2 separate regions of the Homo sapiens genome follow, and region 1 is linked to region 2. A link is a loop called in an ENCODE intact Hi-C map of the cell type or tissue named here. Cell type or tissue: ascending aorta. All regions are shown on one strand. Links, peaks and the distances in the headings refer to the core of each region. The heading gives the core; the rest is flanking DNA. Region 1 has its middle 41 kb from the start of LINC02411. Region 2 has its middle 120 kb from the start of LINC02375.

Region 1 (6,729 bases), core at 761-5,760, 220 kb before region 2:
GATGTGTGGGCCAAGGCCCTGGGTCCCCTAAAGGTCTGTTGAGAAATGACTGACATGAGGCAGATTGATTAATAGGAGAAAAGGCATATTTATTTAACATGTATACACGGTGGTCTTCAGAATGAAGGCTTAACCCGCTGGTGAGGTATAGAAGCTTATACACCATCCTGAGGTTACAGAGAGAATGCATGCTCAGAGCACAGCCAAAAACACGTTTTAGTGGCAAGACAGGTCATAGGAGAGAGAAAGGAAGAGTCTTGGCTGGCAAAGGTGGCCTTATCATGTGAATGAAGCCTCTCAGGTAGCATCCCACAGGCAGAATAGATGGCAGCTGCCTCTTTCCAGACTTTTAAAGGTGTCAGACTCTCTCTTAGAATCTCTGTTAGATCCAGGAAAGGCCTGGAAAGGGAGGCCTGGCTGCGTTACTGAAGATTCTCTACAGAGGCAAATTTCCCCCACAAAAGACGGCTTTGCAGGGCCGTTTCTAAATATGTCAAAAAATATATTTTGGCATAAAATGTTTTGATGTACTTCAGTGGTCACTTCTGAAGTCCCCAAGTATCAGTTGAATTTGGTACAATTGGTGTTTGGAGGAACCTCCATATTGGGTCTGTGTCCTGTGTGGTAAGAATTTTTATAGTGAGGAAGTCACAGTGGAAACCTCTGAAACTACCTACCTAGGTAAGATAACAAATTAAAAAAAAAATCTCATGTTGGAGAAGCAGGAGAAAGCAAAAATAAATGGATTCATTAAAGGTCTAAAGGGGGCTGTGGTGGTCCCTTTTATAACTCCACTGAATTCACCAGGGATCAGCAGGAAAGGAGAGGGTCTCCTGTATTGGCAAGAGTGTCTACTGATTAGTGACACCTACCAGGAGGTGACATAGGGCTGCATTTATGCAGGGGCAGGAAGGCGTGGACGTGGAGCTCGTGTGACCTGCATGGATGCCTCCTGATGCTCCCCCACCCCACTGTTACAGTGAGTGGGCAAAGGCAGCAACCCCAGCCTAAAGGTTCTGCTCAGACTGCAGTGAGACACCAAGGCCTGCCCAAGAGATAGCTGAGAGTGACAGGATTCAGAATGGATTGTGCAGGAGGGAGAGGATGCAGTTGCAGCTCTGAGATCAACTACAGTTATTGGGGCTATAATTCCTGCCACAAATGTCCCTCTTCTAAGCTTCCTCTCGTGAAGGAAGGCCCTGTGGGGACTGCAGAGAAGATGCTCCCAAGATGTATGGGAAGCAAAGGGCTGCAAGGTGGAGAGGGTGGGTTGTGGTGTCTGCGAGAGGAGACTCGGATGTCCGAGTGCGACAATGGACCAGTGACCCAGGCTGCTGCCCTCTGGACCTCACCACTAGGTTTGTGCTGAGACCACACCTCCCAGGGGTGACCCCAGCCATGATGCCCCACGGGCTCCCTAAGGCACACTACCCCAAGAGACTGGGCCTTCTTTGACGGAGACTTTGGTTTGGGGCTTCCATGCTGACTTTTCTAAATATTTCAAACTCCACAGCTGTCTGAGACTCTCCTGCCCACCATGCCACCCCTCTTTCCTTCCCAGACAACTGGACCTGCTTTGTGGTTGGATGGCTCTTCCCATCTCCCCTGACTCCCTGCCTATTTTCTCTCAAGAGTGTTTCTCCTAATACAACTCCTGCATGTCTAATCCCAACTTGCTTTCTGTTCTCTAAAGACCTAGACTAACACATCAATGCTGATTTTAAGAAGAAAATACAAATACCATTGAAGCCAGCTGGATACTCTTCCCAAACTTCCCAAACTGTCCCTCTCCACTCAGACGTAACCACTCTCCTAAGTCTAGTTTATCATAATTAGTAGCTCTTTTAATTGGGGATTTGAGGTGGTTCTCAGCATGAGAATTTAAACACACCATCTACAATTCAGGGCAAGAATGTCTATAACCAGGCTAATTTGCATTAAGATTAGAGTCATCAGATCTAATGGGTACCATTATTTCATTAAAAAAATACTTAATCTATTTCATTATATTTTACATTACTTAGTCTAATAAATTCTCTGCCTCCAGCAGTGCTGAAACATTTATCAGACTTCATATATAATTGGTCAATATTAACTCATTTATACATTTATTCTAACTTTGGAAGCAGGCCTAGAAGCTACTTTTTTTCTGCTTTCTTGCAAATAATCCATCATTTATAATTATTGATTTCACATGTGACAAGATACTTAATTCTATCAAATGGCAAGGTTTGCCAAGCACATAAAAATGAATTTGCCTCTAATTACTGGTTTTGATAATCCTGACTTCATTTACTCTTCTCCAGTGACAGTGCATTGCCAGCAATCGTTTCAATATGATCAAAGAATTAAAGCTATTACAGAGAAATGAGCAGAGTTCACAGAAATAGCTAAGAAGAGTCTTGGAGTCACAGAAAGTTGCGAGTGGAATTTACCTTGCTTAATTCAGCAAAAAGATATTCATTGTAGGTCTTTGACTTCTGGAGGTGTAACTCTCATGCAATAAGTAGTATTTTCGTGCACAACCTGACTTTAGTTCTTGTAGGAAAGTGAATTAGGAACTGTGAGTATTTGACTTTTTGTACTCTAAGTTGTGTGTGTGTGTGTGGTCTGTGTGTGTGCGCGCGCGTGCATCTTTGGGGTTAAAGGATTGTAACAGGCTCTGACCCTTCCTAGCAGCTGCAGGAGGTCTCCCAGCCACCCACTGGGCCTGCAGTAACGCCAGGGATGCCTTCAGTGCTGGTGGAGATTGCAATAGCGTCCACAAGAGGGCACTGCACGTCTTTGAATTTAGGCGTAAATAGCTAAACTATTTGGCTGTCATATCTGCTCAGAGGAAAACATTCATTGAATCCTCAGAGAATGTTAGAAGCATTTCCTTTGAAAAACATCTGAAAATAAAGCTAATATCCCTCTTTAGAAAACAATGTGGACTGCTAGGATATTTCTTTTGGAGAAACAACTGTTTTTCAGTAATTGAGAGACGGAAAAATGCTTTATCTTGGCATTATCTGAATCAAACGACAGTAAAGTCTTAAAATGCTTTTTCATCTTTTGCCAGATATTTTCGCATATTCAAACCTAGGAAAGACTATCCTTTTTAAACACATAAAAGCAACACTACAACTTAATAGCTAATTGTTCAAGCATCTCTCCTTGCATCCTGCTAAATGCTTACCAAAAGTACGGGCTGCTATGCTCAGTAATTTATTTGGAAATGGTGGAGGACATTGCCAAGGCAGAGACAGGCCTCTCTTTAACTAAAATGGAGTTTGCAATTGACAGATAGCACAAGAGTCAGTGCAAACATGGGTTGGGGTCTTTGTCAAGGGTGAGGGTCACTGGGAGCTGTGTCCGTGGCAGGTTCCCAGCAATTGTTTCTGACCTTGACAGCCATAAGGATACAGGAGGTCTAATTTAACCTACCCTGGAAACGCAGGGTCTCTAGTTCAATGAGGCTTCAGGGTCAGTGAGTAGAGACCTGCTGACTGTTTCCTGGGCCTCGTCCTGTGCGGCTGGCTTCTTGGCTTGTAGACGGCCCGGATCTACTCCCTGGATCTATGTCCGGGACCTGCTTCCTGGATCCTCACATGCAGGAGAAAGCAAGCTCCAGTTTTTTCCCTTCTTACTGTTAGGACACAAATCCAATCACGGGGCTCCGTTCTTAGGACATCATCTAGATCTGTCACCTCCCAAAGATTCCACCTCCTAGTACCATCCCATTGGATGGTGGCATAAGTCTCATGCAATTACATTTTGGTGAACACCTTAACATGAGGGTTAGGGTTTCAACATATGAACTTGAAGGGAACAGAAGCAAGCAGTCTTTAACAAGACACAGCCATTATATGGCTGTATGTGTCTCTCCCTCATACCTCTATTTATATCCATCTATACCTAGATCTGTATCTACATGGATCCCTATGTCTAGCTCTATGTCTATGTCTATGTCTATATCTATCTATGAGAAATGCCAGCATAAGTGATAGAAACTGTCTTAAATGTCTTAGACATTTTAAATATTTATATTTTTTGATCCAATATAATCAAAATAATAGTATAATCAATAATAATAGTATTAAACCCAATACTATTCAGTATTTGCCAAAATGATACTGTATAGAATGTACATACTGTGTGATTACCCAAAATAATTGCATTATTTATAAAACCATTATTTCACCATCTATCACTTTTTTGGTCCAGTAAAGGAAGACGGGTTTTCCAGTTCTTTCCTAACCGTCGCTCACCTTCCTCCAGTCCTGGGCTGTGGCTCTGTGACGGTGTTCACAGCTGCTTTGGCAGAGTTGAGTCATGGTGACAGAGACCATCTGGCCTGCAACGTCTGCAATATTTGCTACCTAGTCCTTTACAGAAAAGTGTGCCAAGCCCTGCACCAGACCATCTCTCCCAGACATGCCAAGAGACTGAGAGAAGAAAGCTGCAGTGTTCATCATCACCCGCATAGATTCCAAGAGAGGCTTTGAGATTGGAGAGGGCAAGGGAGAGGACTTCCTTATGTCAGGTTGTCACTGATGTTTCTATTTCCCTGTGCCTCGTAGGGAGGCATGGAGAGGACCTCATCCTCACCCCAGGTCAAGAGAGAAGGATTTTAAGACAACCACTCAGAGACTTTGATATGTGCGAAGTGGAGTTCGTGAAAAGCAAGGATGGGCCTTGAACGCTTATTTGGAAAAACTTAACAGTGTTTGAGGCTGCTCCCCTGGCGGGAGGGTGGAGGGAGAGGTGGCTGCATTGGGGGCGATCTGCACATGTGCCATGGTGGAGGCCACAGCACTGGGTTCTGAGAACCAAATGTGAACCTCGTGAGAGCAGGCCAGCCCAGGACGACTCAACCGAGGATTCTACAGGGAATAAATTCCTGGGGAAGAAGGAGAATCCAACAGATAGAGTCTGTGGGGGGCTGGCTGGGAGGAGCCTGGGTGCTTAGGGAAAGAGTGAGCGGGCAGAGAAACAGGGTCCACACCGTGGGAGCTGGGCTGACGGACTCTGGTTGGGAGGATCTGAGGAGACCACCAAACCCCATGAAAGAAAGCACCAATAACTGAGCATCTATGCCCCAGGGCAGATTCTACACCTGCCCAGCCCTGTAGAACTCTGCCTTTTGCCCTAATTCCCCCCCTCCTCCCAGGACCGACTCTGTAAAGGTGGAAACAGAAAGTAACAAATGAGAAAGGCTGGAAGGAACACAGCAAGGCGGAGACGTTTGCGGGAAGCAGACTGCCTCCCTCTCTTGTCTGGACTTCCGCAGGAGGCCAAGGCAGAGGTGGAAGATGATTGAAGATTCATCAGCCAGATTTGTTTTCCTATTTTGCACCAGGTATTAGAAATGAGATTTTTCTTTTTCATGTTTTTTGAGACGGAGTCTCGCCCTGTCGCCCAGGCTGGAGTGCAGGGCCGCGATCTCGGCTCACTGCAAGCTCCGCCTCCCGGGTTCACGCCATTCTCCCGCCTCAGCCTCCCGAGTAGCTGGGACTACAGGCGCCCGCCGCCACGCCCGGCTAAATTTTTGTATTTTCAGTAGAGACGGGGTTTCACCGTGTTAGCCAGGATGGTCTCGATCTCCTGACCTCGTGATCCGCCCGCCTCTGCCTCCCAAAGTGCTGGGATTACAGGCGTGAGCCACCGCGCCCGGCCAGAAATGAGATTTTTAAAATGTGAATACAAAGGAACAGAAAGCTGTGGACACAATAAAGACTTTATGCGGAGTGAGTAAAACCCAGTCCCGGCCGGAGCCTGTTTGACGGGCAGTGGGGAGAAACAAGACCTCCACAGACACCACGTGGGTTGGAGCTGGAAGAAAGCTCACCTCCTTGTCTGCGTCTCCCGTGTAGGGCTGTGTCCCTCAGAAGCAGGGGGTACCTCTCCTTCACAGGTGGGTTCCCTGGGAGAGAAAGTCTGTTCAAATACCAGCAAGCCACAGTAAACGCTCACGGGTCCTCAAACGAGAGAGAAGACAATTTCCTACGGATTTCACCCTATTCAGATTACTAAGATTTTACTCACAAAAACCTAGTATTTTGTCCATAATTTCAGGCATACCCTGGATCGGTAGATGGAACCAGATGATGAAATACTGGAGGCAGCCTCCTTTGTCCCCTTCTGTATATTAATGAAACAGAGCCCACGATTCTCCGAGGCACATTTTTGTCCTAAATTCTCTAGAAGCAAGGGCATTCTATCAGTCTGCTTCACAGGAAGCTACAGAGAATCTGGCACAAAATTACAAAAGCGGGAGGCTCACCCGGGGAGTGGATATATCCAGGTCCCTCCAACTAAACAGCACCCATTGAGCACTTGGAAACGTGTGTGCTCATCCCTGCTCAGGAGACACAAAAACACAGAGATGAGGGAGATTCAGAACTCAACTCCAAGTAAGAGCCCATGCCCCAGTGGGAAGGTGAGGAAAGGAATCAGGGAATCGGGATAGAATACACCCAGCACCGATAGACGTGCCTTTCACTTGGTTTTCAAAGAAATGGCATGTCTCAATCTTTTCACACTCATTCTTTCTATTTGCGTAATATCTAATTATTTATGCAATGAAATAACAAGGAAGAAACCCAAAAGATGTCTACTACATGGAGAATTAATTTGGTGGCCAGTATGAGTTGGAGCAAATAAATAATAAATGTTAAAAGAGCAGTAAGTAGCTATCATAGCTTGGACCCCAAGTTCCAGATCATGATAACACATCATAAAAGGCAA
Region 2 (6,729 bases), core at 1,181-6,180:
TGGATAACTGCAAGAGCCCCAACCAATTGACCTACTTCTACTCTTGGGCCTTGGTGCCTGATCTCTCCTAGAAGCCAGAGTGAGCCTTTAGTGAGCACGTTACGTCCCTCCCTGGCATAAAATTCTCCAAATATTTCCTTGGGATTAGAATAAAATTTAAAGTTCTTACCTCAGTATATCAAACAGGATTAGACTGAGCTGTGAGTCACAGAAGGTTCCAAAAATGCAGGGTCTTAAACAAGAGAGGAGTTTCATTTCTCTCTCATGCCACTGTAGCCTAGAGGCAATCAGCCCAAGTCTAGTTCCAGAGACCCAGATCCCCTTCTCTTGTTGCTTCACTGTGCCAAACTTCCATTCCTAAGCTCATTGTGTGGCCCCAAATAAATGCTGGTAATCCAGTCATGACACCCACATTCTAGCCACCAGGATGTAGGAGGGGCATGTTTCCTTCCATTAAGAACATTTCAAAACAAATGCTGCACGGTCTCACTTCTAAGTGGGAGCTAAACATTGGGTGCACATGGACTTAAAGACGGGAACAACAGACACTGGTGACTACGAGACGGGGAGGGTGGGAAGTGAACAAGGGTCCAAAAACTATCTATTGGCTGCTGTGCTCATTACCGGGGCGATGGGCCAGTCATACCCTAAACCTCAGCATCACACGACACACCCATATTACAAACCTGCATGTGTCCCTCCTGAATCTAAAAAGTTAAAAAAAAAAAATCAAGGAAATTACAGGCACCACTCTCAGCCATATCAAGTGTTAATCACAGGGATACCTGCCTTATGAGGAGTAAAAAAAAAAGCTGGAAAATATAGTCATTATTCTGTCAAGCTAAAAACGAAGATTTCTATGCTGACGAAGGGAGGGGAGAATGGATACTGAGGTGGGGTAATTTCAGCATCAGCCACACATGTCCTGCCAGGGCCCACGTGGGTCTGCCCCGATCACTTCCAACTTCTCTCCCTCTGCTTCAGCCACCTGGCCATCTTGTTGTTTCTCCCACACACAAAGCTTATTCCAGTTTCACTTGCCGTCTCCTGCCTGGACAGCTTCTCCTAACTGTTCACATCTCTCCTTCCTCTCTTCATTCAAGCCTCTGCTCCAAAGTCAGCCTTCTCAAGGAAACCTTCAGAGAAACTCACTCAAAATAGCTCCAGGTCACTCACTATTCACTCACCAAGCTTTAGTCTGAACCTTGCTCCTAAAGATGCATTTTACCTTTTTAAAAATTACAGAAAAGAGGCCGGGCACAGTGGTTCAGGCCTGTCATTCCAGCACTTTGAGAGGCCAAGGTGGGCGGATCTCTTGAGGTCAGGAGTTTGAGACCAGCCAGGCCAACATGGTGAAACCCCATCTCTACCAAAAATACAAAAATTAGCCAGGCATAATGGTGGGAGCCTGTAATCCCAGCTACTCAGGAGGCTGAGGCAGAGAATTGCTTGAACCTGGGAGGTGGATGTTGCAGTGAGCCAAGATCCTGCCACTGCACTATAGTCTGGACAGCAGAACAAGACTCCATCTCTCTCTCTCTCTATACACACACACACACACACACACACACACACACACACACACGGGAAAGAGGCCGGGTTTGGTGGCTCAGGCCCGTAATCCGAACACTTTGGGAGCCCGAGGCAGGCGGATCACTTAAGGTCAGGAGTTTGAAACCAGCCTGGCCAACTTGTTGAAACCCCATCTCTACTAAAAATACAAAAAAAAAAAAAAAAATTGCCAGGCATGGTGGCACGTGCCTGTATTCCCAGCTACTCAGCAGGCTGAGATGGAAGAATCGCTTGAACCCTAGAGTCAAAGGTTGCACTGAGCCAAGATCTCGCCACTGAGATCTGGCACTCCAGCCTGGGTGACAGAGCCAGACTCAGTCACAAAAAAAAAAAAAAAAAAAAAATTACAGGAAAGGGAAATTATCCTGACCCTTATCAATTCCCCCCTCTCAAATCATGTTTGTATACTTGGAGCTCCAGGGAGAAATAGGACACTCTTTCTAAACCATAGAGGGCATGTTTGTGAAAATCTGGGTCTAGTTGGGAGCCATCAGCTTCAAAGGCCATGGGTTTCCAGGGAACTAGAGGCTGTGCGTGAGGCATCTAGGAAAGCAAAAGCAACTTTTCCGTTTCTCTCAGCAATGTTCAGTCGCACGTGTTCATGGCTCGGCTTGAAGAGCTCTCAGGTGGAAAGGGTTCCAGGAAAACAGGATGTGATTCCCCACTCTGAGACCCTGACAGGCACCTGTGTCTGGTGGGGAATGGCTATAGGGATGCTACGCAAAGGTTACTGCCATTTTCTATTCGCACAGGTGATCTGAGCTGAGGCAGGGAGGTACTCAACGGTTGGAGCCAAAATGAACCAGACACCGGGCTGTCCCTCGTTCTAGTACCACAGTTTGGCTGACATAGGGATAGGAAGTGGGACACCGTGGATCCTCAGAACCTTTCTCTTACCCACACCCTCTTATCCGCTCTCAGACAACACCTTGGAGAGGCTGGAGCCCCCAGCTGGCCCCAAAGGCGCCGCCACTCCCAGCGGGACCCGCCCATCGGAGCGGAGGAGCCCTGCACCGGCGCTCCAGGTGCACCTGCGCCCCCTCTAGATCTCCAAACTCCAGGGTCAGCTCCCTCCGCCTGGACCCCCAGAGACCGCGGTGGGGGGCGGAGTGGGGGAGCTTCCCAAAAGCCGAGCGCCAGCACCGCAGACGCCGCTCCTGCCTCACCTTGGCTGGGTAGCGCGCCCAGCACCCGGCGCGGCCCCGGACCGCACGTCCGGAGAGAGTCCTGAGACCTGCCCACCGCTCACCCGCGGTCCCTGCCGGCCGCCCACACCCTGGGGCGGCCCCGAGCAGTCGAGTCGGCAGGATCCGGCCGCTCCGCATCCCTGCGAGGTCCACCCGGAGCCGCTGCTCGAGCTGGGGCCGGGACGACGTTTCGCCGACCGCGTCTGCAGCGGGTGCCGCTGATCCGCCCGCCGCACCTGCAGACCCTGCCCCAGCCCAGCCCCTCGGCATCTCCCCCGCGCCCCGCAGCCGCCCCAGCCCCAGCCCCGCCTCGCCTTTCCGGCCCCGGCTTCTCCCGCTCCTGGTCCCCTCTGCCTCCAGCGATGCCAACCGCCGGCTCCACCACCTCCTGCCCCGCACAGTCCCCCCGAACCCGCCCCTTTCCCTGCAGTCCCCCCTCTTCCCCTCTGGCGCCCCCGCCCGGGCAGGTGGAGAAAGCCCCCAGCCCGGAGCAGAGACTGAGCGGGGACTGAGCAGAGGGTGCAGGATCCTTCCAGGACCCGTGTGGCAGTGCTGGAAGAAGAGGCGCGGGGAGAAGGCGGCGTCTCCAGACGAATCCGCTCCTCCCGTTGAGAAACTTCGATGTGGCCACCCGCTTTCTTGGCGCTGGGCGGCGGGCCCTGCAGCCCTGTGGAATTCCGGCCAGATTCCCAGGGAGCAGAGACCCAGTCGGCCCCTTCACCCTCCCGAGGCCCTGCGGGGCGGGGGGGGGGCAGCACTCTCCAACCCCCAGCCTATGTGGGACACACCCTGCTCTGGTCTTGATTGCTGGGAACACCTGAGGTAAAGAGGCCCATGCAGCTTAGTATAGAAAGATCTATTTGCACATGGGGCTGAGGTGGGGGGCGCCGTCCCCAGATGCAAAAAAGTGGGGAGAGATACGTGGGAGGTTAAGGGGCCCATGTGGCTTAGCACAGAAAGATCTATAGTGACATTTGTACATGGGGTGGGGGTGGGGCGCGGTAACAAGATGCACAAAAAGCGGGGAGAGATACATATGCCACACCAGAAACTTAACAGTGATGACCTCGGGAAAGGGAAAGGAATGGCACATAGGGATAGAGGAACATTTTATTTTTCAATCCATGCTTTTCCTGCGCTGTTTGATTTCTTTCCTCAATGCACTTGTGTGCAAGTCTAGGGGGACTCAGGAAATCAAACACGGGTGCCCCAGACTTATCCCTGCCCTTGTAGTCCTTTCTGTGCAGAAGCAGGCAGAGGGGTCCTGGACTCCTCTGCCCCGCCCCCTCGTCCTTTCCCACTGATTTTTAAAGCTCTGTCTTCTCTTCTGTCCTTCCAGTGGCACCTGTTCAGGTTACTGATGCAGGGGTCTCTTGGGCCCTAGGGGGGTCTGGGCCTCCTGAGGGCGGGATTCTGATCCTCTTTCCAGAATGCCGCAGATCAAAAGCCAACTCTTGGGAAATCAGAAACCTCACAAGGAAAGTCTCAGAGTCCAGCTGCAACCCCTTCTCCAAGCCAGCAGTGCCTGGCAGTGCCCCCACCTCTTCCCATCCTGCCCACATGGCCCAGGCAGGTCCTGCTCCCACCCTCACTGTCTCTGGCCAACATCAGAAAGGAAGCCTGACTTTCCTATTTGTCACCAACATTCCTCCTTACCAGAGAACTCCAGAGGACGACCTGAGCCCCGGTGCATTAAAACACACACAAAAAAAGATCAAACAAAAAGAAACAATAGAGAACGATCCAGAAAAAATTATAAATCCATCATTCACCCCCACCCCCCAACCCCCCACAAGCCTGGAGACACTAGAGAAACATGAACCGAGCCTAAGGGGGTTGGAAGTCAATCTGAAGAGCTCTCCCCAGCTAGAGAGAGCTCCCAGCTCCCTGGGGCTGGAGATTCAGGCTCTGCCGGCAGCCCACTGGTTTTCTCAGCCAGCTTCAATTACCACAGTGGGGAAACACCCCTGGGAAAACTGGCCAAGCTAAAAAATAACAGAATTGTTGGTTCTGATAGGCCGGACTGCAGCAACTTCATAGAATTATTTTGTCTCTGGAAATGAACTATATTCATAATTGCCCAGTTCTTCATTTCATTTGGCTAGTGTAAACCTGGCTTTAAGAAACAGTCATAAAATAAACTCTCACTGGGTTGTAGCCTCCTAAAGTGACAGGGGTGTTTTCTTCTATTTTGTGAAGCCCCAATGTGACCAGAGAATAAATGCACTTTAACTGTGTTTGATTTCTGAGTTGACTGAGAATGGTAACATGTCTTATTATTTCTGGCTGATGAACCAGAGACTGCTTCACCCTCCACTCCTCTAATCAGGGAATACAAATAAAAATTTTCCCCCAAAATGTGTCCTCCAACTTTTGCTCTCTGTCCTCTTTAAAAGCTCATAAATTCCAACTCTCACTCCACTTCCCTGTCATTCCTCTTAGCTGAGAAGAGTGCGCTCTCAGCTGCAGAGGCAAATGAAGGCCCTGGACTAGAATTTCATCGACTGATAAACAAAGCTATAGCAGCCTGGCTGATATTAGGAGTGAGGGAGTGGGTGGGACAAGCACCATTCCCTTCTGCCTTCCCTCCTCACACCTCCCCATTCTATACCACTACTGAGTAATTATTAAACACACATCGATGTCTTTTTTTTCTTTTTCACATGTTGAAGATAGTGGCTGCTCCATCACTATGTCCCTGAGTGACGTTGTGGAGCAGAGGCCCTCTGTATGCCAACAATGAACATAAGGCAGTAAAAGGAAAAAAAACAAAATGAAAACACTTTTTTCATTTGCTTTAACCCACTGCAATTTGGGGAGAGAATATTTGTTATTATAATATAATGCACCAGGGATTTGGTGTATCTATAATATATAAACTGATACACTTCAGGACTCAGATTTCATTATACTCACTTACCTACTTGGCTTCCTGAAGATTGTCTAGGATTTCTGGTAAGTTGATTACTAAATATCAGAGTAATATACTTCTCATTTCAATGGAGTAGTCATACTTGAATAAGTAGTTTCTGGGTGATTATTATAAGTAAGCACTGGGTGAGGTACATGTAATAAAGGAGGTCAGGGACCTGCACACATACCTGGGATACATTTCAGACAAGGGCACAGACTGGAAGCTGTCAGAGTCTAGAGAAGAGAAGGGTGGCCATATCTCCTCCCACCTAGTGCTCTTTATTGACTCTGGTTATATTTCCATTCCTTAAACAAGCCAAGCTCAATTCTGTCTCATGGCCTTTGCACTTGTTGTTCTGTGTTTCAGGAATGCTGTTCTTATCATCTTCCCTTTAGTTCAGATGTGACCGTCACAGTGAGGTCTCCCCTGACCATCCTACGCAATGAAGGGCAAGGACATTATCTTGCTTACTGTTACATCCCCAGAATCTGGCACGTTCATGGCACATATCAGACACATAATAAATACTATTGAAATGATGAAAAAAAGATTATTTTTGAAAGTAATTTTTCATTCAAAGCTTCAGTGATGGGAAGGTTTTAATGGTGGAAACGAGGAAGATAAGAAAATGGTGATGCTTAGCAAATTTATGGAAAATGGAAAAAAAAACCTGAGAGATCACAGAAGTAAAAATTGTTGCACCCAGTCCAACAATGAACCATCAGGCAAAGAAATAATCAGATTTCCCAAATATCAAAACCTTTGCCATTGGTCTGCAAGCATACAGAAGAGATAACACTCAGCTTTCTAAAGTCTAGTGCTGTTGAGCTCATTAGAAATTGAATTTTGAATTTATGATAAGAATTAATGCAATTCAAATGCATGTCATGTGAAGTATGACACAGCTCTTAATTTTTAATATTATTCTGCCTTTTAGATGTCTCTCCTGGAGGAACAGACAGGCATTTAAGACATGGCATTATTTATGAATATTTAACTACATGGCTAGTTACAGAAGAAGGAAAGACACCGATGATTTTTGCATGTTGTATTAGA

Evidence for each region. A loop is a pair of places that touch in the nucleus more often than their neighbours do. Peaks named below come from ENCODE experiments on the same cell type or tissue, not always from the same donor. Only the 100,000 strongest peaks of a DNase experiment are listed, where the experiment ranks them.
Region 1: it touches region 2 in a loop (2.4-fold over the local background); 3 of 110 quality-filtered maps call a loop at or near these places.

What each region holds. Positions count from the first base shown.
Region 1 is chr12:127,673,761-127,680,489 of GRCh38, reverse strand. No RefSeq gene overlaps it. Among named protein-coding and RNA genes, the nearest start is that of LINC02411, 41 kb to the right of the region's middle. In ascending aorta, for the core only: a CTCF peak has its summit at 2,740 (motif pointing right); a DNase peak (open chromatin) is centred at 2,739; H3K27ac peaks cover 434 bases.
Region 2 is chr12:127,452,170-127,458,898 of GRCh38, reverse strand. No RefSeq gene overlaps it. Among named protein-coding and RNA genes, the nearest start is that of LINC02375, 120 kb to the right of the region's middle. In ascending aorta, for the core only: a CTCF peak has its summit at 3,250; no DNase peak of the experiment used is centred there; H3K4me3 peaks cover 1,515 bases; H3K27ac peaks cover 905 bases.